Regions from separate parts of the Mus musculus genome. Here regions 2, 3, 4 and 5 are each linked to region 1. The links are chromatin loops, found by intact Hi-C in ENCODE. Cell type or tissue: left cerebral cortex. All regions are shown on one strand. Region 1 overlaps Matn4 (matrilin 4). Region 2 overlaps Stk4 (serine/threonine kinase 4). Region 3 overlaps Stk4 (serine/threonine kinase 4). Region 4 holds the start of Wfdc12 (WAP four-disulfide core domain 12). Region 5 overlaps Stk4 (serine/threonine kinase 4).

Region 1 (5,000 bases):
GCCATATCATTTAAGGTTTTGCTCAAAGCTCCCCACCCCCCCCTTTTTTTCTTGCCTGCACTATCCTTCATCAGACATTCCCCTTTTCTATACAGTTGCACACAGGTGGACCTCACTCCCTATCCAGCCTTAGCAGTACAGACATCAGCCAGCCTAGCCTCGGCCCTGTTCCGCTCAACAACTTCCATGCCTGAATCATGGGAACCTATGAATAAATCTATGACTCTACATGACAAAGGAGATTTCTGGGAGTTTTTCTGAAGTAGAAGCATGTCTGTGATTGTCAAAGTCATAACAATATAATCACAGAGAAAGAGAGAATCACACAGAGAGAGAGGTGTTAAGATCAGAGGGCAGTGAGACCATGAGCCAAGGGACTTGGGAGGCCTCTAGAAGCTACAAAGGAAAGCAGATTTCTCCAGAAAGAATGCAACCCTGCCAACCCATCTTGGACTTCTGACTCCGGGAACTGTGAGACAGGGAACTGATTTTGCCTTCGAAGCTCTCGTTTGTTACAGCAGCAATCAGAAATATAGCATGTCAGTCCAGCCTCTGACTAGACGTGCCGTTTTGGGAAACTACATGACTCCATTTCCTCTTGTCTAAAATGGAAATGATGAAGGCAATAATTATCTTTAGCATTTATTTTTACATTATTAGGACCATTTTCATCATCGTGGTTATTCCTTGATTCACAAGCAACTGCCCTCCACTCCCCTCTCTCCTCCGGCCCTTCTGGAATGTGGCTTTAGAGAACACGAGGCTCAGGTCAGTCATACCCTTCCCCTCCCTCTAAGGTATCCAGCCTTCTGTCACCTGGTATCGAGTCCAGGCCCCTCCCTTTCACCCTGTTCTGACCACGCCCCGTTTCTGACCATTCTGATGAAGTAGGAACAGGTGGCAGGTGGAAGTCAGAGAGCATCCTACAGGAGGAGTTCTCTCTTTTACCATGAGGACCCTGATGTTTGAAAGCAGATTGTAAATCTTAATGTGTAAATGTGCTTGCCAGCTGAGCCATCTTGCCTTCTAAGATCCTAATTATCTCACGAGGTTGTCTGGATAAAAAACGGATACAATGGCAATATTAGGAAATCGCTTCAAACCAGGTCCAAGACATATTTCTATAAGAATAATTGCTAACTATCATTAACAAAGGACCTAAAATACATGTCGGGCACAAAGTCAGGTACCTTAGCATACATTCCTCTAGCCACAGTCCTGCTTGTACCAGTTAACCCTTGTCTCAGCTTTAACAATGGCAAAACAAACCCGGGGGAATTTACCTGACGCCCATTCTGGAACCCAACGTATTTTAAGCTTTAGTTTGCCATGTGTACCCGGGAAGTTCGTGTTCCTTGCTGGTAGAGAGGGTTGTGTGCATGCAGCTCAGCTTTGCTTCTTGAAGGAGTGGCAGAAGAGAGCCACAGGCTCAGGGATGCCACCAAGTGTCAGAGGCAGATGATACAATCCAGGTGGAGCACATCCCGCATCCCCCACTCTTTCTGGTCAGGGGCTCAACAGAGTTTCTCACATCCCCAGCCAGGTCCCAAGCGGCCTTTGAGCCACATTTTTTGGCTCCAGAAGACAGGAACAGCAAGAAAACGACGTGCTAGAAGATGGGGGACTCAGACTTCCTCGGACCCAAAGGTTCTCGGGGCATCCCCTCCCTCCCCACGTCCTACATAACGGGCCATCTGTTCTGGGGCTGAATAAACAAGAGACGGGAAGCAGCGGCCCCCTGCCCCCCAGCCCCAGTACTGCACAATGCGCCTTTCTCCAAGAGGACGCCACCCGGGCGCCTATGAGCACGCTCGTCTGAACTCCCCTCCCTCTGCCAGCATAGCAATAGCCACAAACCGACCCCGTGAAAACCAAATTTTTTTTTTTTTTTTTTAGAAAAGGAAAACAAAAAAAGAAATCCAACAAAGCTCGCGGCGAGTGTAGCAGTCCTTCCCCACCAGCACCTCCCCATCCCCTCATCCCCATCCCCTAAATCTGGCTCCTGGTCCAGGTGAGGCCAGCTCGAAGGCAGCGCGTGGGGCCCGCCAGCGCCCCCTCCTGGACGGTCCAGGCTGCGGGGCTCGGCCTCGGTCTCGCGTGGCTGCTCAGACAGCGTGCGACCCTCACTTTCGGCTAGCCAGCTGGTTCTCCAGCTCCTCCAGGCGCTCTGTCAGCCGAGCCAGTGAGCGGTTAAGGAAGATGTGGTCTCAGAGATCCCTTCACCCGCCCTGCAACCCGCACCTCCAGCCCCAAAGGATATGGTTCTGCGTCAGGCTCTCGAGCGCCCCCAGCGTGCGGCCCTGGAACTCCACGAGGCTTTCGCATTCGCAGGGACTCCGAAGCTCTGTCCCCGCGCCAATGCCCTCCTCTGCAAGGAGAGAGCCAAGAGTCAAAGGAATGAGGAACCAAAAGGGAGCCCACCAGGCTGTGGCTTCGACCTTCTGATACACCTCTACCGAGTCGATGGTGTACATGCAGGCTTTGGATTTAGACCTAGCCTGAGTCCCAGCCAAATAGCACAGAAGTCCTGGGGGAAACTCAACCCCTCAAGTCTCAATTCCCCCGCATCCGTAAAATGGATATAATGAAAGAAGCTACCCACTAGTGGTTATGAGATTAGACGATTTGCGTATGTGGACCCACTTGCAAGAGAAATTCTCCAACCCTTATGCTTGCTGGGATTACCACAGAGCTTGCTAGAATCCAGATTTCGACTCAGAGTAAAAATCTGCACTTTCACTAAGCTCCTGAAACACATTAATTCTGAAGTCCATGGGTTTCACTTTGATTAGAAAAAGTCTAGATGGATGAGCTGGTCCAAATGAGACCACGACAAACAATGGACATGTTCTCTATCTGTCTGTCCTGGCCGATTCAATACCCAAAAGCCACCTGGAGCTTAAGACACTTGAAATGTGGCGGGTACAACTGAAGAACTCAGTTTTTATTCTGTGTTATTGTGACCAATTGTAATTCATCATACACACGTAGCGACTGAATACCGTACTGGCACAATATCTAGAGCAATGCCAGGCACAAGTCAACCCTGTACTGTGTATTTCTAGTAAACCAGCATTCCGTGGACAAGCAGTATTAGCATAACCTAGGAATATGTCATAATGGCAAATTATCAAACCCTATCCCAGACCTAGTGAGTCAGGATGAAGTGCAACAATATGCGATTCCACTGATTCTGATGAAATTAATGTTTAAATTATAGGTCCAAGTCAGGCGTGGTGGTACATGCCTTTGGTCCCAGCGCTCAAGAGGCATAGGCAGAAGGAAGGATCTCTGTGAGTTTGAGGCCAGTCTGATCTACAGAGTGAGTTCCAGGAGGACAGCCAAAGCTACACAGAGAAACCCCGTCTCAAACGCAAAAACAAAAAATTATGGATCCAAGTTTATCTCCACACACACACTTCAACATCTAAGAGTAGAGTAGAGATAAACTTGGTTGTCTATGTTTCCTTAACAGTACAGAAAATGGTGGGGAATATTACGGAGATAGCATCACTGCTGGTCCACGCCATTTTCTATTTTAATGTTTTATTATGTATGTGTATGATACATGTGTGAGGGCAGACCACAGCATTCATGTCAACATCAGAGAACATCTATTGTGAGTCAACTCTCTCCTCACACCTTTTTGAGGCAGCGTCTCTCTTTAGTTTTTGCCTCTCTTTGTATCCAGGCAAGCTTTCAGGTGCTTCCGTCTGCACCACCCATCTCCCTGCAGGGATGCTGGGTACAGATGTGAGCCATCGCATCGGGCTTTTTGGTAATGTGTTCCAGGATCGAACTCAGGTCGCCGGGTTTGCATGGCAGCTGCTTTTACACGCTGTGCCATCTCACCAGCTCTTGTTTTTTAATATTGCAGGCACTAAAATAGCAGCAAGATTCTTAGCCTCAGCCTCCATAGGGAGATTCTACTATCAGTCAAACCCTCATCCTTGTGTCATTTTATTGATGGCCTCGTTAACACTCCCAAATGTTCACCTCTGACTTTAGAGCTGTAGAACCGAGGGTTACAGAAAGATGAGGATCTGCCTGGGCCTGAATGGTCAGCCAGTGAAGAGCTTTAGCAGAGCGTTCCAACTTGCCTCCGAAATCTAAAGCTGGCAGTAACTTTGGGCATCTTTCCTCATACAGAAGAGGGTAAGGTAGGGCCGGGGTTAAGTGAGTTATCCAGGGTCCATTGTAAATAAGTCGGGACGGGAAGGGCCCTTAAGCCTGATGTGTCCAAAACACCTTAGTTAATTGTTAGAGTTGGTGGCAGGGCAGGGAGCACATTTAACTACAGATTCTCTGCCCTGGACACAGCCCTGCTCACCTACCTCTATCAGCAGTAGACAGTGGAAGAAGAGTCACGCCTTAGACATGTGTTAGAATCTAAAGACCCCATAGTCAAAATCAAGCCCCCCACCAAGAAACTTTGCCCCCTATAAGGCCCAGCTGTTCCCCGCGGGCATGTCTGGATCCTTCCCCTCCCCCCCACCCCCAGCTGGAGACCAGATACATTACAATGATGGCATTTATGGTCTATGTCCCCAGAAAGCACAAGCCACTGTAAAAAAATAAAAATAAAAAATAAAAATAAAAAAACAACCCTGTCCTGTCACTTTGCCAAATCTATAAAGTTGAATCTCCACAAGCTGGAAGCTTATAGTCGGTTACGCTTGTAAATGCTAAATTTGACTTGCTTTTTTAAAAGTTTTCTCTTGACCTGGAGAGATGGCTGAGTGGTTAAGAGCACTGCCTGCTCTTCCAGAGGACCCAGGTTCAATGTCCAGCACTCACACGGCGACTCACAAACCATCTGTAGTCTCACAGGAACTGCCCCCCACTTCTGGCCTCCACATGAACCAGGCCCGTACGTACATGCAGGCAAAAGGTGTGCAATTTTTTAAAATGCAATTTTAAACATATTTTTAATAATACAGTTTTCTCAAGTTATTCCAGACACTACTAATTTGAGTGAAAAAAAAATCCCAACGCCTTGT
Region 2 (5,000 bases), 290 kb before region 1:
CTTTTTTTGGGGGGGGGGTTTCGAGACAGGGTTTCTCTGTGTAGCCCTGGCTGTCCTAGAGCTCACTTTGTAGACCAGGCTGGCCTCGAACTCAGAAATCCGCCTGCCTCTGCCTCCCAAGTGCTGGGACTAAAGGTGTGCGCCACCACACCTGGCGAGAGACTGGTTTCTAAGAGAAGTAGTTGGGTGGTTCTCTCTGTTGCTTGATAGATTAGTTTATCTGATCACTTCCTCCTCTGTATGTGTCTCTTTCTCTAATGACACATCAGGTGGTTCCCTAGCCTCAGGCTCCAGTCTTCCACATCAGGTGTGTGCCACAGACCTGGGTTCTTCCCCTCTTTCCTGGCTGGCCTGTGACTCGCTCCATTCCTCGAGTTGGCTTAGAGTCCCACACTCTGCTCTTTACTGATCGCCTTTCCTCTCGACCTGAGGTACAGGCCATGTCACAGAGGGAACAGTTGGAGGATACAAAATAGTAACGGAGGTATAGAGGTTCAGGTTAGCCTGAACTTTGCATACGTTGAAAGGCCTGAGTTTCCTTGGTCATCAGGTTTTTTTTTTCACCCCCCTTAACTACCTACCCCCCCACCCCCATGCTAGGGATCAAATCATGGCTTCATGTGTGCCAGTCTACTGCTGAGCTGTACCTATAATATTTATGGCTTTTCTTCTAATCCAGGGATCAGCAAACCAGTGTCTCGGCCAAGCTAGACTGCCACCTACTTTGGGCAGTAAGGCTCAACTGGAACCTAGCCATAAACCATTCCTTTGTTGCTTTTGGCTGCCTCTGTACTGAAAAGGCTGAGTTGAGTACCTGTTAAAAACTGTTGCCTCAAAGGCCTAAATTATCTGCTGTCTGTTCCTTCACAGACAGAAAGTTTGTTGTCTGGCAGAACACTTGACTAGCATGTGTGAGGGGCTGGGTTTCATCCCAGGGAGAGGACACAGCTAAAGGGAAGGGAAAAAAGGTGATCAAGGAGCCCTGGGGCTTTAAACCTAAACATAGGGTCTGGAAGGGCCATCAGTGGCTGGCTGCAGCTCGGAGAGGCTGAGAACCTGTGAGCTGCTCAATCCACAACACTGGATATCTTCAGCAGTCTCAGTCTGGCTCTAAGGGCCTGGAAGATTCCCAGAGAGTCACTTGACTTTAGTCCATGATAGAAGACCAAGAATCTGGAGTCTAATGCCAGCGATGGATGGCAGTGATAATAGCTGTAGCAGCAACAGGAATGGGTGTGCCAGCAAGGAGCAGAGTCAGGCTGGCATGCAAGACTTGTTCTTTTTGCCTCAGAGCCCTCTGTATCTGGGCTGTCTGTCAGATGGTGCCATCCACTCTCAGAGAGACTTCTCTCAGTCGGCCCTTTTTGTAAATGCCCATACAGACTGACCTCAGTTGTATCTCTGACTTGGTCCCAGGTGCCATCAAGTGCAGGGAAGGACATGAGTTCTAATATTGGTGTAGGCCCAGGGTGTTGCCAAAGTATAGTAAAAGGGAATTTAACGTGTCCCTGGGGCTCCCTACAGAAACGTAGCAAGCTTGGCAGCACGTAGGAAGGTAGAGATACTCCTGAGGAGGGGCTTCTGTGTCTGCAGACATTGGCAGGGCAGTGTTCTCATGGGTCTCTACTCTTCACCTTGGAGATGGAAATCATTCCCTTTGTTTTGGGATTCAGATTAATTATCTCTGAGACTGAAAAGAATGGTAATGTTACATTGGTAGATTAACAAATTGATAAAACTTCTGGAGTGCATTCTTTATCAGCATTTAAAAAATTCAGATCTGGGCTTGAGAGATGGCCCCACAGTTAAGAACATTGCCCTTCTTCCAGAGGACCTGAGTTCAGTTCCCAGTGACTCATGACCACTTGTAACTCCAGGCTCACAGGATCCAGTGCCCTCTTGAGACTTTGAAGACACTTCCTCTCACACATGAAGAGACTCCTTGCTGTATACACATAATTAAAAACAACCCCCCAAAGAAAAGATCAAACCTGTGACCTGGTAAATTCCTTTATTAGGAACTAGGCCCAAGGAAATAATTAAAGATAAAATTTATGAATTTTCCCAGACATGCTAGTGTAGACTATTGCATATATAAAAATATTAGGTACAGTCCAGCCTTAGCTGAAATCTGAAGGGGAATTGACATTAACTAGTCATTACTTGTGTAAAAACACATTGGTCATTCTTGCTGTTTGTAGACTATGTTCAGGGTTCTCTAAAGGAACTCCTGGTCTTAGTGGTGAAGATAAAATGCCCTTGTGAGTTGTCAGCATTGAACTTGTTGTGCTCCCACTGTGCCAGCAGAGGGAGCTCCGCGATAGGATATGGATTGAAATTGCGTTCCCATTCAAATTCACCGACACCCTTTCCATGATAGCATTTATTTTGGATCAAGACTATTATTTATTTATACTTAAGATTTTATTTTATTTTATTTTATTTTATTTTATTTTATTTTATTTTATTTTATTTTATGTGTTTGAGTGTTTTGTCCATATGTATGTCTAAGCACACACGTGGCTCGTGCCTGCAGGGACCAAAAGAGGTTATTGAATCTCTTTGAACCAGAGTTACCGTGAGCTGTAGGTACTGAGAGTTGGACCTCGGTCCTCAAGAAGAGCAACCGGTGCTGTTAACTGCTGTTAGCCCTCACCTTTAAGGCTGTCTTGAGTTACCGCAGCAACACTGGGGCATGGCCTTCATATCGTTTAGTGAGGAGGTTGGATACTTGGCAGAGCTGAAGCACTTCAGCACAGCCTCTTCGTCTCAGGTTTAGTAGACTTTAGTTGGAATTGGTTTTGTCGATCCTGAGCACAGTGCCACACATAGCTTTTTAAGTGTCACCAGTTAAGGGGTCCCAACCAAACAGTGGGATAGCACTTCAAAACAAAACAACTCACAAACAGAACTGATATGGGGAAAGCTACAATATGTAGACAAACAAGTGTTAAAGATACTTTATAACCATCATTGCCTGATATATCCCGATTTTGGTTTTGGAAGTGCAGGGACGGGAACCCTGGGCTTCCTGCCTGGCCGTGTGCACTACTGAGCTGCATGGCCCCTCACTTTAATCTTGCGTGTTTTATACAGGAAGGATAATCGGAATAGCCTTTTACTGATCTGCAGAACCGCTGTGGATTGTAGGTATCGACCCTTTTGGTTTGTGCATTGCGGTTATTTGGCCCTAGCTTGTGACTTGTGCCCGACTGTTGCAGTCATTCCTAGCAGCCGGCCTTCTCCTGATGTCACACTGTTCCAGGGTTTCTTATACAGTATCATTTTTGTGTTCTTCAAGAAATTTTGCTGGGTGGTGATGGTGCACCCCTTTAATCCCAGTACTAGAGAGGCAGAGGCAGGTTGGTCTCTGAGTTCAAGGACATCCTGGTCTACAGAACAGTTTCCAGGACAGGCAGGGTTACATAGAACGACACTGTCTTGAAAAAGAAAAAGAAAAAAAGAAAAAAGAAGTTTCTTTTTACCTACACACCTTGAAAGAGTAAATGTTTAAAGAGTTGTAAAGTCTTACTGCCCACAGATGTTCTTTAATATATCATGAATTTCTTGTTCTTTGTATTATGAACTGTAGTCACATTCAGCTGTACGGTCCAGTCACCTTTGCATGGATTCCGTGACCATTATTCTAAAATAGATTCCTTGCCCTCCTTCCCCTTTTTTTTCCAATAGAGATTGCTATTTGAATTTCTTTACAATGATCTCGTATCAGTTTCAGGATCAGTGAAGCCAATTTTGCGTTATACCACTGGGATTTTACTTGATTGCTTTGAATACATAGTTCTGTCAGCAAACACGGTTCCATGGTTTACCCAGCATATCTCTAGAAAACTGAGTTTATTCACAGGCATGCTCTATATCTCTGTGTGTGCATGTGTGTGTGTGTGTGTGTGCATGTGTGTGTGTGTGTGCATTTGTCTGTCTGTCTGTCTGTGTTTTTGTTGGGGAGATCCTAGATAGGATTTCTCTCTATAGCCCTGGAGCTTGCTCTGTAGACCAGCCTGGCCTCAAACTCACAGAGATCCCCCTGCCTCTGCCTCCTGAGTGCTGGGATTAAAGGCGTGCGCCACTGCCTGGCATCTCTATCTTGATGAGGTCTTTTTATATAGCTCAAACTGGTGTCAACTTCTGATCCCTCTTCCTCAACTTCATGAGCACTGCAGCTACAAGCACCCTTAGCATGTGTGTCTGTGTACACGTGTGTGCTCATGTGTAGGTCAGAGGTCAACCTTGGGTGTTATTCCTCAGGGGTTGTTCAACTTGATTGTTTTAATTTGTTTTAAAAAATATTTTCTTTTTAGTATTTAAAATTGTGTGTCCATGCGTGAGTATGTACACTTGAGTGCAGACACCTCAGGAAGCTTGTAACTTGTATCCCCTGGAGCTGGGGCTCCAGGTGCTTGGAAGTCACTTGATACAAGTGCTAGGAACCAAGAGAATCCTCAGACGAGCAGGGCACACTCTTCACTGGCTGGGCTGTCCCTCCAGCCTTCATCTTGGTTTTAGGACCAGTTCCAAGTCTTTTGTTTTTATGTTGGCTTTGGTTCTTGTTGTACTTTTATGGCTGTTGCGTTGATGTTTTCAGTGGATTGTTGTACTCATCTCCTATGAGACTCCTAATCTGTAAGTTCCCTTTTTATTTTTTATGAAGAAGATCTTGTCTCTGGATTATGACCTCAGTGTTGCCCCTGTGATCCATAGACCCTTTTTTTTCTGGTTCACTCAGATCTCTACTACAGTTTGAATAGTGGTGCCTGTTCTTGTCCTGTTCACCTCAGGGAAAGTCCCTCTAGCATCTTAATCCTGAGTCTGATTGCAGCCGAATCAGCAGTCCTTCCTTAGGCTAGAGAGTCTGACTGTAGCCTTAGAGAGTCTGACTGTAGCTTTAGAGAGTCTGACTGTAGCTTAGACTGTAGCCTGGTGTCAGTTAGAACTGGCGGCAGTTTACCATCTTGCGGTTTGATTTTTCTTGCTTACTAGTC
Region 3 (5,000 bases), 260 kb before region 1:
GACACAGTGTTAACCTCTGTCCTCCATGTGTGTAACTTGGGGACAGACATTGTTAACCTCTGTCCTCCATGTGTGTAACCGGGGGACAGACAGTATCACCCTCTGTCCTCCCTGTGTGTAACCTGGGGATAGACAGGTTTTGAAGAAACTCTTGGTTCTTAGTAGGAATGGCCTTTAGAGACCAGCCTTGACAAGTGCTTCTGAAGCCAGCTCATTTTTCCCCCTGGCCTTTTCAGTGAATGAAACAAAGGTATATGCTCATTACACCTCCTTACACTAAGCACAGACTGGATACTTGGTGCTGCACTTAGCCACTCTAACTGTAACTCCTCTCCCCTGGTAGTGCCAGCATTTGCCTTCTCTTCCACACTAACGCTTAGCGCTGCCCGCCTTCCTCCTCTCTGATCTCCACAGGGCTGGTCCTCGGTGAGCAGGTGGATCTTTGTTTTAACACTGCTTTCTGTTTTTAGGTTTTACTCTTTTAACTTTTCTCTGTGATTGCATAGACTGTGTAGTTCCAAGGGGAAGTCCATAAAACAAGGTTACTCAGTTCATGAATATACCCTTCTACCTCGTTCTTCTCCCTTTTTTGTTATGTTCACAGATGAGGGCTGAGGAAACACCACATTCCCCCTGACCCCCACTTGTCTGTCTGTCTGTCTCTCTCTCTCACTTTGGGGTAGCAGTAATGGATGGCACACTTTTCTCTGCCTTTGTTTGCATTATGTGATTAATCTATAGCAATCTGTATAAAGAACTGTGAGCCAGCGCTTCCTTATGTGTGGTGTCTTGTTGGGAGGATGTACTGCAGTCACGACAGCCTCTCTGTGGCCACATGCTCAGCTTGCTGGCAGTGGCTTTTAAGGTAATTCATAGCCTAATCATAAATTAGGAATTACATACATGCATATACATATTACAAATTTTGCCTTTGTTTTTAATGTGTTTCTGTTTTGAGTGGCACTATATATTAGTTGCCTATTTAGGTTTCTCTTTTTCCAGAAAGGAGAAGAATTTCTTAGAGGAATCCCTTCTGCTAACCTGTTGCTGTTGTATAATAAATTATTTAACTCATAAAACTAATTTAAACATAATTAAAACCATGTGCCACAGCAGAATGAGCAGTCATGTCTCCTGGCCAGACATGGTTAGCTTGCCCCAGACATCAGTCAGTATGTTGCCATGTTGGTGCTAACAAGAGAAGAAGCTCCTGGAGGCCTGGAATTCCTGTGTCATCAGAGCCTGACAGTTTGAATCTTGTAGCAGACAGAGACAGATCTGGGTCAGTTACCTTACTACTGTAATGTGAAGTCAAAAAAGAAAAAGAAAAACAACTAAATTCAGTGTTGTTGTTGTTGTTTTTTTATTCAAGAAGTTTCCAAAGGCTGAAATATATTTTAAGTGTAAATTAGCTAGTTATTGATGTAGAAATCATTTTTAATTTTTATCTGGATTTAATTACTTATTGCTGGACTTGTAACCATGAGTTTGCATTGTGGTCTTGTTCACGTCGATGCAGGCGCTTGTATTTTTCCTTCAGTGTGTGGGAAATACCTTATTCCAACTTTGCAGCTTTGCTCCCCATTTCTTCTCTCGTGTGGGCTCTTGACTCTTCAGTTGCCTCAGAGGTCCATCCCTGTTCCCGGGGCATGAGCTGTTGAGAAAACTAAAGGAGAGATTTAGGACAGCTTTCTCACTACTATCCAAGGCTAAGAGCCTATTAGAACTCTGCAAGTAGGGATGGAGGCAGGAGGATGGAGCACAAGGGTGGCCTAGACCCACACATGGAGGAGTCGGCCCTTCTTCTCTGCCTTACTTACTTGCTTGTATCCTCAGGGCCTCTCAAGAGAAGGGGGTCAGGTTGTGTGAAGCTTGTTTTCATATCTAAGCTGTCCCCTGCATGTCAGCCTCCCTGTCCAGTGACCATTGTGCTTAAAACTGAACCGTCTCTGGCAGGCAGCGGTGTACTCCACTGGCTACTCTGGGATGAAGACGCATCTATGGTCCTTGCTTCCCTTCACTGCACCTTTTGATCACTGAGATCTCAAGCTGGCAGAGTGGAACAAGCAGTGTTGAGATGATGCAAAGAGGAATGAGTTCCCGGATGGTCCCTATTTCATTACATCCAAGAGAAGGCACAAGCAGTGGTGTTGGTGGGTCAAGGCATTCAAGTCTGTGGGGTTTTGACTGAAAAAATGTTAGATTAACATTTACTAGGACAGCGGGACTACACAGAGAAACCCTGTCCCCCCAAAAGAAAACACAACAAAAAGATTGTACTGTATAAAATTGCACTGGGCGCTCTGCATGGAAGAGGATTATGTCTACACACAGCAGTGTAGTTCCAGGAGAACGAGCTAGTCAAGGTCACTAGAGTTGGGCTTTTAGATCAGGTTCTGACTTGACTGTGTGATGATACACTTAGCCTGGAAAATGGAAAGGATACTGTCTAGATAGAGCCTGTGGGAGAGCCTGTGCTGCGCTGAGTAAACAAGGCAGTGCATCTGACTTGCCTGCAGGGTAACAGACACTTTGTAAATGCTAGCTCCCTCTGCTTCCCTCTACTTTCTCCTCTTTTCTTGAAACATCACCCACAGAGTAAGCCTCAGTTCCTTAAATCTTTTCTGCAGTGATTGGCTGTTGAATTCCCTTATGAAAGTAGGGATGCCTTTCCTAAAGGACGCTTGTCCCCGCTTGCTGATTTATAAAACAAAGGGATTAAACCCCTGCCAGATGGAAATACAGTGGGTATCACTGTTGGATTGTCCAGCCCATCCCCCTCTCCCTGTTCCGCCCTCCCCTTCTTCTCTCACATACGTAGTCCATGTACTTTCCCACTTTCCCCTCATTTCATGAACTGTCGATGTTTAGGGATGTTTCTCACATCCCAGAGTTCTAAACACTTCCTGTGGCAGCACGCTTTGGCCAGCAGATGCCACCCTTTTGCTTCTTGTGCCGTCTGCTCTGTGCAGCCTTGAAGCAGAGGCTGCCAGCTGTGGATACTACATGACAGAATTAGTTTACCAGTCTTGAAGTTTGACATTTCCTGAAAATGCATCCTTATCATACAGACCGCACTGCTTGAGAAGAGAGATGAGTGACCTTTCAGATGCCTGAGAGCCTTGGCTTGCTTGCCCTCAGTTGGGTGGCTCTCTTCTTTGAACTTGATCATACCACCTGCCCTGTTTGTTTGTTTTTGTTTTTTGTTTTTTTCCTTTCTGGTTGGAGAAAAAAAATCAGCGGAAATGTAAATTGAATTTGTGAACCAAATTTAAGATCCATGGTAACATAATGTTGGCGTAGAATTTTAAGGTTGCTTATGTTTGAGTTTTATATTATTCTATTTCTGTTTCACATTTCATTTTTGTAAAAAGTATTATTAGCTCTTTGAATGATGAGGGATAATTCAGGGACAACAGAAGGCCAAAGCATTGGTAAGCCAGATGTGGGGTATGCCTGGTGATTGTAATGTTACCACCATTCCATACAAAGTCTAATGCACGGAGGATAGTCATAGTCTTTTATTTAATGGTGCTTGTTTTTGTGAGAGAATAGATGAGGTTTTGGGGTATGTGTGTGTATGTGTGTGTGTATGTGTGTGTGTGTGTGTATGTGTGTTTTTAATAGTTTGAGAAATAGAAGCCCAGAGATCTTTATGTAAACCAGCCAGTTTTCTCACTTCCCACCAGAGTTGGGTCCCAGGTCATTTCCTGGTCCTCTGAACTCTTGGGTGCTTCCTTTTACTGAGACAGCCACAGCTGTGAGCACATGTCAGATACTTAAGTTTGTTTTACAAGCCAGGAAAAAGAATCATTTTTAATATGTAACGAGTACTGATGTCAGGGTGGGGTGGGGTGGGGGACAGCAGAGGGACATTTATCCTTGGCTCAGTGTGCTCTCAAGCTTATTCAGAGAAGGTTGACAGACTTCATTTTATTGTTCATCTAGGTCAATAATTCCCAGGGTAAAGCAGTCTTGTGACTCTATATTACTTACCTAGTTGCCATGGGCTTTACAGTAAGTGTGTTGTCAGGAAATGTCATGCTAACTAAAAAAGACATTTTTTTATGGCATCCTTTTGGCTTTGACCAAATGTAATCTCTGTCAAAACAAAGATGGCTATTGTAGAAGAGTCTTAATGTCTACAGCCAAGAGTTGGACTGCTTTTCTGCTGCTATCTCTGTCACTGTGCAACTATTAGTCTGCTTTAGGAATTTGCTCCTGAATTTTTCTTTCATGCTCTTATCTCCTGGTAATGTGGCCTTTTCTGCTGGTTTCCCCTCCACTCTTGCCCCACAGCAGTAGTAGATACTGAATATTTCTAACCGTCTGTGTATGTGTTATTTTCTTGTCCTATTTCCTGCTTTGTTTGCAAGAATACTTGCCTCTTTATGACTATGTTGAAGGGGCTGCAGAAGTGGCTCAGGGGTTAAGACTTGCAGAAGATACAGGTTCAATTTCCAGCAACCTCATGATGGCTCACAAACATCTATAATTTCAGTTCCATGGGCATTGATAGCCTCTTCTGGCAGGCAAATGTGGTATGCAGACAAGATATCCATACACGTAAAATAGACATAAAAAAAAAAAGAGAGAGAGAGACAAGGTTGTAGAGTTTGGGGTGGAAGTAGCACTCAAGTGCATACTGTGCACAGGCCCCATAAACACTCTGTCCATCCATCTCTCACACTGTCTTCCCAGGGTAGATCTTATCCCTGCTCACTGGGCAGCACGGCTTGGAAACACTAGGTGGTGTGTGTGACCCGTACAGAGCATGTGATTAATAAGTGATGAGTGTAGGCTTTCAGCTTTGATGTGGAGCCTGTTATTGTCCTCAGATAAAATACTTTTCTGCCTGGGAAGTGTGTCCTGCCCCTGAACCTTTGTTTAATTCAGGTGCTGTGCATTTCTTTCTCTAATGTGCTTTGGCAAAAAGCCACAGCACATGAGTGTTCAGATTGTGGTTTTTAATACTGTCATTTTAGCCCATTTATACATTC
Region 4 (5,000 bases), 200 kb before region 1:
ATCATCCATGCTGTTGCTGGGAATTTTTTGTTCTTTTTTCATTATTTCTCCTCCTCTTCCTCCTCCTCTTCTTCCTCATTATCCTCTCCTTCATTTTCCTCTTCCTTCTGCCCTTCTTCCTCTTTCTCCTCTCTCTCCTCTTTCTCCTCCCCTTCCTCCTCCTCCTCCTTATTTGTGATCCAGTGCTTCTGTTGTAAGAGTTACAGCTACATTATGTTTAAGCGACTTCTGGTATCCATGAATTTTACTAATTTACATTGTTACCTCTTACATCACAGTCTTTCACTGCCCCATATGAACTCGATTATTTTGTTAAGTTGGGAAAAAAACCCAACTCATTGTTTGCTATAACATTTTTTATCACCATTCCAAAAACATACAGGAGAACAGTAACCCTTTTTATGAAACTCTGTGCATTCCAAACTCAACAGGAACATCTTACATTTCTTCTTGTGTACATCCAAACTATTATTTTTTTGAAATTTAAAATTTCAAGTCAACCCAACACATCATAGATATTTCAGTATGGGTCTCTAAGATATGATCATTTAGGTTGAGTGTGGTGATGCACTCCTACATTCCCAGCACCCAGGGTGTGCAGCTAGCAGGATCCAAGTTCCAGGTTAGCCTGGACTACATCGCAAAACCCTCTATCAACTCTGAAAGAAAGGGGAGAACTGAATTTGTCATTGTCACACCTAATCATCTGCCTCTGTGTTTGCTTTTTGTTGTTGTTGTTGTTTTTGAGACAGGGTTTCTCTGTGTTGCCCCGGCTGTCCTGGAACTCACTCTGTAGACCAGGCTGGCCTCGAACTCAGAAATCCGCCTGTCTCTGCCTCCTGAGTGCTGGGGTTAAAGGTGTGCACCACCATGCCCGGCTGTGTTTGCTTTCTATTTTCCTTATTGTTCTAAAAATGACTTTGTGGGGCTGGAGTGATGGTTCAGCAGTTAAGAGCTCATACTGCCCTTGCAGAGGACTCTAGTTTGCCATCCTCCATGCTGGGTGGTTTATAACCTCTTTAACTCCAGACCAAGAAGATCTGATACCCTCTTCTATCCTTTCTGGGTATCTGCACTTACAGGCACACACCTCTACACAGACACATAGACATGCACATGATTAAAGATACATTTTTTAAATGAGTTCAAGCAGTTTTCAGAACCAAGTCCATACACTGACACTCCCTGCATGGTTGCAACATCCTTAGATTCCTTTATTCCAGAATAAACATTTTAGCTCATTTCTGCCTGCCTCCCATTCTCCCCTTCTGTAATTTCTGCTTGAGCAAACAGATGAATGTCTACTTAGTGTGGCTAGAAGCCCTTCCTTGTGGTATCTTTCAGCTTCCTGCATCACTTGAGGAGGAGTCTATACCTGGCTTACCCATTTTTTTTTTATTTTTATTTTTTTTTATTTTTTTGAGACAGGGTTTCTCTGTATAGCTCTGGCTATCCTGGAATTCACTCTGTAGACCAGGCTGGCATCAAACTCAGAAATCCACCTGCCTCTGCCTCCCTCCCAGTTTACCCATTTTTAATGTTGTTCAGACAAACTGCAGTATTTCAGCCAGAACACCTCAATCCTCTCATCGTAAAGCCATGTTTCTCCACACAAGGACACGTTGTATAGCATGGGATGATGAAATGACACCCTGTAAACAGCAGGAAGCTGTGGATGGCCGGTGCCTGTGGCGACAGCTTAATTGAGATTGCAAATTCTAGAGGGTTTAGATTGTAGTTATATATGAACGATGTTGATCAGGATGGACATCCTTGCCTTGTGAACACTTGGTGTTTGCAGAAAAGCAGGCATATATATGCATTGTATTCTATATGCAATATGTAAGAAATTACACACACACACACACATGCGTGCACACACACGCACATATTTTATATATTCTCTAGTACTTTAATACACAAACAAAATGTATTTAGATCATCTCTCTCATTTCTCCCTCCAAGTCCCCCTGATTCCTCTCCACACTTCCCTCTCAATCCCAATTCCTCTCTCTCTTAAAAATAACCCACTGAATCTAATTAGTGTGCCCATACACCCGTGGGTGTGCAGTACCATCCACTGGGGCACTGGCACCCCACCACGGGCCACACCACTGAGGAACGATGACTCTGCCCCCTCTAGTGGCCGTCAACAGACATGGCTCCTCTACTAAGGGTGACTAGACTGATCTGTGCAGGTCTTGTGCTGGCTACAACAGTTGCTGTGAATTTATGAGTACAGCGGCCCTGTCATGCACAGAAGACATTATCTGTGCCAATCTTCCAGGCTTTTCCTAGATGTTCTCTGAGCTTGGTGGTGGTGGTGGTTGCTGTGTGATACAGGTGTCTCACTTAGGGATAAATAATTCACAACTCCAGAGTCACTTTGTTTTACCTTTGGCCAGCTGTAAAGGCATATCTTTTTTTAAAAAAATCGTATTATGGACAATTTTATCCTATTTATTCAGATTTGTAAAAAATGTCATATAATAAAGTTTAATAGTTTTTCCAAAAAAATGTATATTTCCAGAATTATTCATGCATGTATATGTACATACATATACATACACACACAAACACACAAACAAACATACACACACACACACACACATACACACACACATAATATTGAACAAGGATTTTTTTTTAAACTATTAAGTTGTATTAGTCTATTTGGACCACTGTAACAAATTACCATAGACTGAATGGCCTATAAACAACATTTATTTCTCAGAGTTCTGGAGGTTGGGGAGTCCAAGATCAAGGTGCCCAGAGATCCAGTATCTGGAAAGGCCTGGTTTCTGGTCTTTGTATCTTCTTGCTGTGTCCTTCCACGGTGGAAGCAGTCCTCTGAGGCCATTTTTATGAGATATCACACCTTACTCTGAGGGATCTGTCTACAAAAGAGGAGGAGAACCCGCTGAAGAGGGATGCTCACACTGGGGACAGGCTGGATGGATAGGCTGTTCCTTCTTTTGCACACAAGGACTCGGAGACCAGGTTGCCCACGGGCTGCCCGTTTCTCCCATACTTTAAGCCTGTGGACCCCCGGGGCAGGTGCTAGGTGACAGCAAGTTTAGAGGAGGAAAGGACAGAGTGGGACTTGTGTGAGCAGTCCTGGGAGGAGGGAAAGCCCAGGGGCTTTCACCTGATTCTGCTTGGTTGACATCCCTGTCACGCCTTCCCCTTTGTACAAAGGAGACGGTCAAGGCCTCTGGTCTCTGAGATCCCATAAGCTCACCCCAGTCTCTCTGCCCCTTGACTCCAAGAATCGCTCGCTCTTCCATGCTTCCAGGAGACAGAGACTGGGGAGGTGGGAGGGCCGCGCACAGCACTGGGAGCTACTTACTCTTCACTGTTGTCTTTCACCGGCAGCACGCATTTGAAGCCACATTGCCAGAAGCAGCATATCTCCTGATCTCCACAGTCATTGTCACTGTAACACTGGGGATCATCTTGCCTGATGCAGCGGACGTAGTCGGGCGGGCAAACTCTTTTCTCTTTATTTGGTGGAAGAAGGCACAAGGTGAGTGGTGGGGGTAAGGGGTGGGGTGGTATCGGCAGGGGGGGTGTGTGGGTGGGCACTCCATCCCTTCCTATAATCTGGGAGTTCCCATCCCAGCTCTAGGCAGCTCGCCTGTACCCACTTACCCTCGCCTTTGACTCCACCTCCCGTTACCAGAGTAGAGGAAATAAGGAGCGTCATGAGGACCAAGATACTGTTTGGCCACATGTTGCTGTGAGGCTGAGACTGAGGCTGGTGCTGGTGCTGGTGCCGAGGCTGGTGCTGGTGCTGGTGCCGAGGCTGGTGCTGGTGCTGGTGCTGAGGCTGAGGCTGAGGCTGGCTTTCTACTGTTTCTGCTGGGCGTGGCAATGGGCAGGGCTGAAGGTTTGCTGATGACAGGGGAAGCCTGTGCTTTCCAAGCCCTGTCAGAAATGGCCACCATTTTGAGGGAGGGACTTGGGGTCCTTCCAAGATTTCCTAACTGTGAGATCCTCTGTTTGCACAAGAAGTCTCTGCACAAAGGGCACCCTAGGACACACAGCCTGGCGGCACGTGGCAGGACCCATTTTCTTCAAATCTGATGTTCACTATTGAGCCCTCTTTCGGGGTGGCCCGCCCTAGACAGAGGTCTTACTTCTTCCTGTCATATCTGAACTGGTCCTCAGCTTTTTCCTCACCCCAAGGAGGGCTCTGTCACTATGTGCTCCAAACCACGCCACCCCGTTACTTTAATGTTTTTAAAGCCTATTTTTAATGATGGTTCTTAAACACTTTAACTTCCTTTCTAGCCCACTGCCCACCAGAAGTAGTGGAAAAGAAAGGATACGGGGGAAGTGGACCTGTTTAGAAAGGGTTCTTGGGAGCAACTCCTATCTGCACCGTCAGGAAATCAGCAGTTCAGTGCACAGGAGTCAGCAGCGGCTCGATCCACTCCCAAACACTTCATGGCTACACCAGCCATCCAGTTCGGTAGAATCAGGATAGCTAACACGAATCAGCAGCAGTGTGACTACCTAGCAGAGACAGGCAGGCTTCGGCCTCGGCACAAGTCAGCAGGAGGGACGAGGAGGAACGCCAGGAGAAGTTCCAATCAGCCAAGCAAAGGTTAGCAAAGATCAGCAAAGATGCAAGACCACCAAGCATTTAGCTATGTAAGCAAGCCAAACTCCCTCCCATTGCTGGTCGAGCCTACTTTATACTTCCTCCACACATGTCTCCCCGCAGCACATGAGTCTGTCTAAGCTGGCATCAAGCTGCCAATTATCCAGAATCTGCAGAAGTGAAAGAAGCTGAAACAAGCCACAGCACACCACCAAAAGTTTTTTGGTGCATTTCTCTCTATGGAAGTCCCAGCAAATGCAGGTCAACTACACAATGTAAGACGGACCAATACCCGTGTTTCATTAGGGAAGAATCCATCACATATCCTTTCACGTGCTTGCTTTAGCAGACCATCCTTTCACTGGTGTCTGCTTCAGCGAAATGTTTCTACATG
Region 5 (5,000 bases), 260 kb before region 1:
AAACAATATTTATTTAATGTCATAAAGTACTATTTACTGTTTAGTTTTCTCCAATAATGCCTTTCAAAGTTTGTTTTAGAACCCCAACAAGATTATTGTGTGGCATTTGGTTGCTGTATTAATTGGGGTTCTCTAAATGAATAGATTTGATAGACTGATCACATATATATATATATATATATATATATATATATATATATATATATATATACTGCACATGTGTGTGCAGTTTTTCCTCCCTCCTCTCTCCAACCCCCCACTTCCCAACTCTCCCGGGATCCACCCCATCCTCCTCCCCTCCCTTCCCCTCCCCTCCCTTCCAGGGACATGGACCAAATATGGCATAACAAGCTACAGTAAGACCAGGCACATATTCTCAAGTCAAAGCTGGATAAGGCAACCCAGTAGGAAAAAAGGGTCCCAAAGGCAGGCAAGAGAGTCAGACAGCCTGGCTCTCACTGTTAGGGCTCCCACAATAACACCAAGCTACACAACTACAGCATATATGCTAAGGACCTAGGTCAGAGCCATTCAGGCTCCCTGATGTCGGTGAGCTCACTTGGGTCTCTCTCATTGGTTCTGTGGTTCTCAGTTGTTACAGTGTCCTTGATCCCTCTGGCTCCTCCAGTCCTCCCCCCCTTCCCCAGCTCCATCTAATGTGCGGCTGTGGGATCCTGCATCCGCTCCCATCAGTTGCTGCATGAAGTCTCTGGTTTCATTGATGATGATTATGCTAGGCTCCTGCCCCAGCACATCCTGCAGGCATGACAAACTGTAGGTTGGTGTCCCAGTCCCTCCATTGGGGACTTTGCCAGGTAACAGAGAATCCATGTCCACTCTAGGAGTCTGCTCTAGTGTCACCCGTGTAGATTTCATGGAATTCCCAATACACTAGGCTTCTACCTCACTCCTGAAATGTTGTGTGGGTTGTATCTGTTAATACTTGACAAAATTCGAAACTAAAACAGATAAGATTAAACCTCAGTTTTAGCCCCCTTGCTTAGCAGAGGCAAGGCCCTTAATTTGAAGTACCCTCTACCCCCAAACCCCAATTTTAAGAATCTCTTCTTATTCTAAAGCAGAATAAAATGACTTATTGGTTCATTTAAAATAGTGGTAAATTTGTTATGCATTAATAAAGTTTTTTTATGAAAAAATAATATTCCATTCTATAACAAAAATGTGTCCCAGTGACAGTGTGAGCTTGTTTTCAAATCCGTGTGAGTGGGAGACAGCTAGATTACTATATGAGCATTGGCATTCAGTCTGTCAGACGTTGTTCTGTGTGAAGAATGTTGGGCCAAACAAAGCTGTGCCATTGGAAGAGGGAGGTGGACCTCAGTAGCTTGTTCAGATATTTTTGCTTAATAGCTTGCAGATATTTTTCTTCAACTGTGTATGCGGGATTTTTTTACTTTTGAAAGAGATTTTTTATTTTTAGTTCCACGCATATGTGTATGTGTGTACGTATGTGATTGCGGGTGCAGGCGTAGGCAGAGGTAGGAGAGGGTGTTGGGTCTTCAGGACCTGGAATTACAGGTGGTTGTGAACTGCTTGACTTTGGTGCTGGGACTTGAACTTGGGTCCTCTGAAAGACCCACAAGTGCTTCTGGCTGCTGAGCCAGCTCTTCCGCCCCATCAGTGGTGGTCCCTTAAAGGTAAGCTATAGAATCTGAGACTCAGTGAGCTCCCGTACGCCTATGGAAACCATCTGCGTTTGCATAGAAGGTTTGCAGGCTTTATGACACCGTGGCTTGGTCATCTGGAAATCATTGGTTTAGTGAGTCACGGAGACCTGCCAAAGCGTTGGCATTTTATTATACAGCGTACGAAGATTGCACTCCTTGCCACTGTAACCAGTCTCAGCACGGAGCGTCTGTAGGGGGAGCTGTCAGACTCACTGTGGCAGAATCAGGCTAAGTTTTGCTTGAAATTACCGTTGGCAGCAAACACTGTCAGCTGTTTTAAGCACCAGACTCACTTTTTCATTTTTAAAGGAAATGTCTGCCAGTGCCCGAGTCTGCCTAACCACAGTTTGTTAATGTTTCTTCAAGTGCAATTGATGTTCCATGGAAAAAGCAGCCGATTGAGCTCCCAGCTCGATTGTGCAAGTGCTTTCCTTAAGACAGCCATTGATTTTAGTTACAAACCCTCCCATTTCATCCTGGGTGCTGCTTTACTGTAATTAAATTAATACTTTCCCCACTTCATCTGAGAATATCCGGAAGGAATGGGTTGTAATTTTTTTTTTTTTTTGAGGCATGTTATTTTATCTTTTAACTGTAGTTTGTAACCATGAAGAACAGAGTAACTGGTAATGCTTGCGTGGTCTCGTTTATTGACTGATAGTAAGATTAGCACTCATACCTCCAATCCTTGATTTGTGCCCCCAGTCCAAGTGTCAGCACAGTGAAGGCAGGCAGGTGAGGTCTTAGGACTAGAGAGATGGTTTGACCTTACAGAGATGCTGAGAGACAACGCCATGGGCTAGAACTGAGGAACTGCAGCTGGGGCTATCGAGCCTTCAGCATTTTGGCAGAGACATCTCATAGTACATATGTGTTCTTCCTCTGGGGGTTGACAGTTGCCTAAGTGCCATTTAACTCAAAGATACAAGATGGTGATATCTGACCACTTCTCCATTTATCATATGAAGGTCCTCAAACAGCAAACATTCCATCAATGATGGAGATATTCCCAGCTGTAATTGATGTAGGAAAGACAGAATTTATGTTAGACTTTCCCCTTTATTTGCTATTTTTCCAAAATAACTATTTGGTCCCCTGCCATTCTACAAACATGACTAATGATTTTTTTAAAGTTTTTTTTTCTTCTATTTCTTTAAAAATTAATTTTTGGTTAGTATACAAAGAAATGCAATCTACTGTGATATTTTCTTTTTTTTTAAAAAAAATTGTGTTTATATGTGTATGCAGCACTTGTGCAGTCAGAGGACAAATGAAGGGAGTAGTCTCTCATTTACCATGTGTGTTCTGGGATGGGAACTCAGGTCTCCAGGCATGGCAGCCAGCCCCTTTGCCCACTGAGCAGTCCTGCAGGTCCTAGTGTGAGATTGTCACACATGCACCCTTCTCCTTGGTTCTGTCCCCCCTTTGTTGTGCTCCCTTCTTCCCTTCCACTCTGGCTGCTCCCCCTCCCCCTCCCCACCAAGTAGTCCTCTTTTTGCCTTCCCCTCTTTCATCCCATCAGGTCCTCTAGGTTACACTCTTGCTCTAAAGTCCTTCCTGCATCTCCGTATCTGTCCTTCTGAGGCCGACTCATTGGCCCGACAGTCAGTCTGTCCCCACAAATGCCTAGCTTCATTCCTCCATGTTTTGTATCTATGCTTGTGTTGGTTCTGGTTCTGGATGCCTGGCTGGCTCTTATCTGGGCTGGCATGGATGGTGCAGCAGTAAGTGCTGATGTACAAGGCGTGATATACGCCTCCTAGGTATATACCCAGAAGTGGACGCAGGGTGGATCATGTGATAGTTCTGGCTTTAGTTTTTAGGGGTGTTTGCTTGTTTGTTTGCTTGTTTGCTTCTGCATTTTTGAGGCAGGGTTTCACTCTAACCCAGGCTAGCCTTAGACTCATGGCAATCCTCTTGCTTCAGCCTGCCAGGTTGTGGTATCACAGGTTAGGGCCAGCAAACACTGATTTTAGTTTTCAGAGGAGCCTTTCAGCTGGTTTACATGGTGGCTGCACCAGTTGGCATCCGTCCCATCCCCCACGGAGGTGGATGAAGATCTTTCTCTGTCCACACCCCCCCCACCCCCCCAGCATTAAGGTGCTACTGGTTGATTTGATTTCTTTCTCTAAAAAAAACCCCTATGTGGTGGGTGTGCCTGGATGTGCCTGGGTGAGTTTATGTGCACCACCTGTGCGCAGGGCTGGAGGAGGCCAGTAGAGAGCCTTGGGTCCCCTGGGACTGCAGTGCGGATAGTCAACCTGCTATCGTATTTTTTCCTTTGAGAACTGTGTGTTCCGTTAACTTGCCCATTTTATTAGAGGATTTATAATCTCGAGCTTTAACTCTTAGAATTGCTTGTAAATCCTAGATAGCAGTCCTCTCTCTGTTGACTATTTAGTTGGCCAAGGCCTTATCCCACTGAAGAGTCTCAACACTCTGCTGGCTTCCTTTGTTGTGCACAAACTTTTTGTCAATCTGGGATGGTTTCCTGAACTCTTAAAGTCTTTCTCAGAAAGTCCCTGGGGTTTTACCAATGAAGACTCAGGACCAGAAGCTGGGGTGAAAGCCTGCGAGCTCAGAGAGGCAGAGAAAGCACCTGGCTGACCTTCCTCCCCAGCCGATGTCCCCGAACAAGTGCCCCTCCCCATCTCAGAACACCTCCTCCAAACCCAGTGTCCCTTCCTTCTGCTTCCGCTGCGTCTCTCTGTCCACCCTCCCCTGCCCCCAAACACCCTACTACTCTGTGGCTTTTTTTTTAATTAGATATTTTTTTAAATTTACATTTAAAATGTTATCCCCTTTCCTGGTTTCCCCTCTGAAAACCCTTTTCCCTTCCCCTTCCCCCTGCTCACCAACCCACCTACTCCCGTTTCCTGGTCCTGGCATTCCCTACACTGGAGCATCGAGCCTTCACAGGACCAAGGCCTCTCCTCCCATTGATGCCCGACTAGGCCATCCTCTGCTCCATATGCAGCTGAAGCTGGCTTTTTTCCTTAATCCTGGGCTCACTTCCTGTCAGCTGGTTGCCTGCTCTGCCTCTTGGTTACTCTTATTTAATCATGTTTACAGTATTCAAGCAGAAAGGTGTGATCAAATAACCTGAAACATGCCTACATCTTGAAGTATTTTGCTTGTTCCATTCCAGACTTTACATTAAAGTCTGAATGAATCTGGTTTCATTCTCTTTGCCTTCCTTCCTTCCTGCCTTCCTTTTGTTTTTTGTATGGATGTGATCTATACCTGTGTACTTTCCCATGTATGTGCATGTGTGCATGGGGTATGCCTGCACACAGTTCTCAAAAGAAAAAA

Evidence for each region. A loop is a pair of places that touch in the nucleus more often than their neighbours do. Peaks named below come from ENCODE experiments on the same cell type or tissue, not always from the same donor. Only the 100,000 strongest peaks of a DNase experiment are listed, where the experiment ranks them.
Region 2: a loop joins it to region 1, with 4 times the contacts of the local background. A loop is called at or near these places in 15 of 42 quality-filtered maps.
Region 3: a loop joins it to region 1, with 3 times the contacts of the local background. A loop is called at or near these places in 9 of 42 quality-filtered maps.
Region 4: it touches region 1 in a loop (1.9-fold over the local background); 2 of 42 quality-filtered maps call a loop at or near these places.
Region 5: it touches region 1 in a loop (2.9-fold over the local background); 10 of 42 quality-filtered maps call a loop at or near these places.

What each region holds. Positions count from the first base shown.
Region 1 is chr2:164,387,533-164,392,532 of GRCm38, forward strand. Matn4 (matrilin 4) reads right to left here. Exons shown (of 11, transcript NM_013592.4): 10 at 2,261-2,368; 11 at 1,861-2,182. The coding sequence ends at 2,124. Among named protein-coding and RNA genes, the nearest start is that of Rbpjl, 13 kb to the right of the region's middle. In left cerebral cortex, a CTCF peak has its summit at 2,273; DNase peaks (open chromatin) are centred at 1,703 and 2,287; H3K4me3 peaks cover 850 bases; H3K27ac peaks cover 1,023 bases.
Region 2 is chr2:164,101,403-164,106,402 of GRCm38, forward strand. The region is part of intron 9 of Stk4 (serine/threonine kinase 4); the gene reads left to right. Among named protein-coding and RNA genes, the nearest start is that of Stk4, 30 kb to the left of the region's middle. In left cerebral cortex, a CTCF peak has its summit at 2,306 (motif pointing right); a DNase peak (open chromatin) is centred at 2,301.
Region 3 is chr2:164,131,820-164,136,819 of GRCm38, forward strand. The region is part of intron 10 of Stk4 (serine/threonine kinase 4); the gene reads left to right. Among named protein-coding and RNA genes, the nearest start is that of Kcns1, 37 kb to the right of the region's middle. In left cerebral cortex, CTCF peaks have their summits at 2,932 (motif pointing right) and 4,755; DNase peaks (open chromatin) are centred at 2,936 and 4,791; H3K27ac peaks cover 228 bases.
Region 4 is chr2:164,186,787-164,191,786 of GRCm38, forward strand. It overlaps Wfdc12 (WAP four-disulfide core domain 12), which reads right to left and starts at 3,772. Exons shown (of 3, transcript NM_138684.2): 1 at 3,652-3,772; 2 at 3,350-3,500; 3 at 2,445-2,897. The coding sequence starts at 3,733. The coding sequence ends at 2,873. A730032A03Rik (a long non-coding RNA gene) reads left to right here. Exons shown (of 4, transcript XR_003954086.1): 3 at 3,376-3,526. In left cerebral cortex, a CTCF peak has its summit at 2,134 (motif pointing left); no DNase peak of the experiment used is centred here.
Region 5 is chr2:164,124,909-164,129,908 of GRCm38, forward strand. The region is part of intron 10 of Stk4 (serine/threonine kinase 4); the gene reads left to right. Among named protein-coding and RNA genes, the nearest start is that of Kcns1, 44 kb to the right of the region's middle. In left cerebral cortex, a CTCF peak has its summit at 1,884; a DNase peak (open chromatin) is centred at 1,917.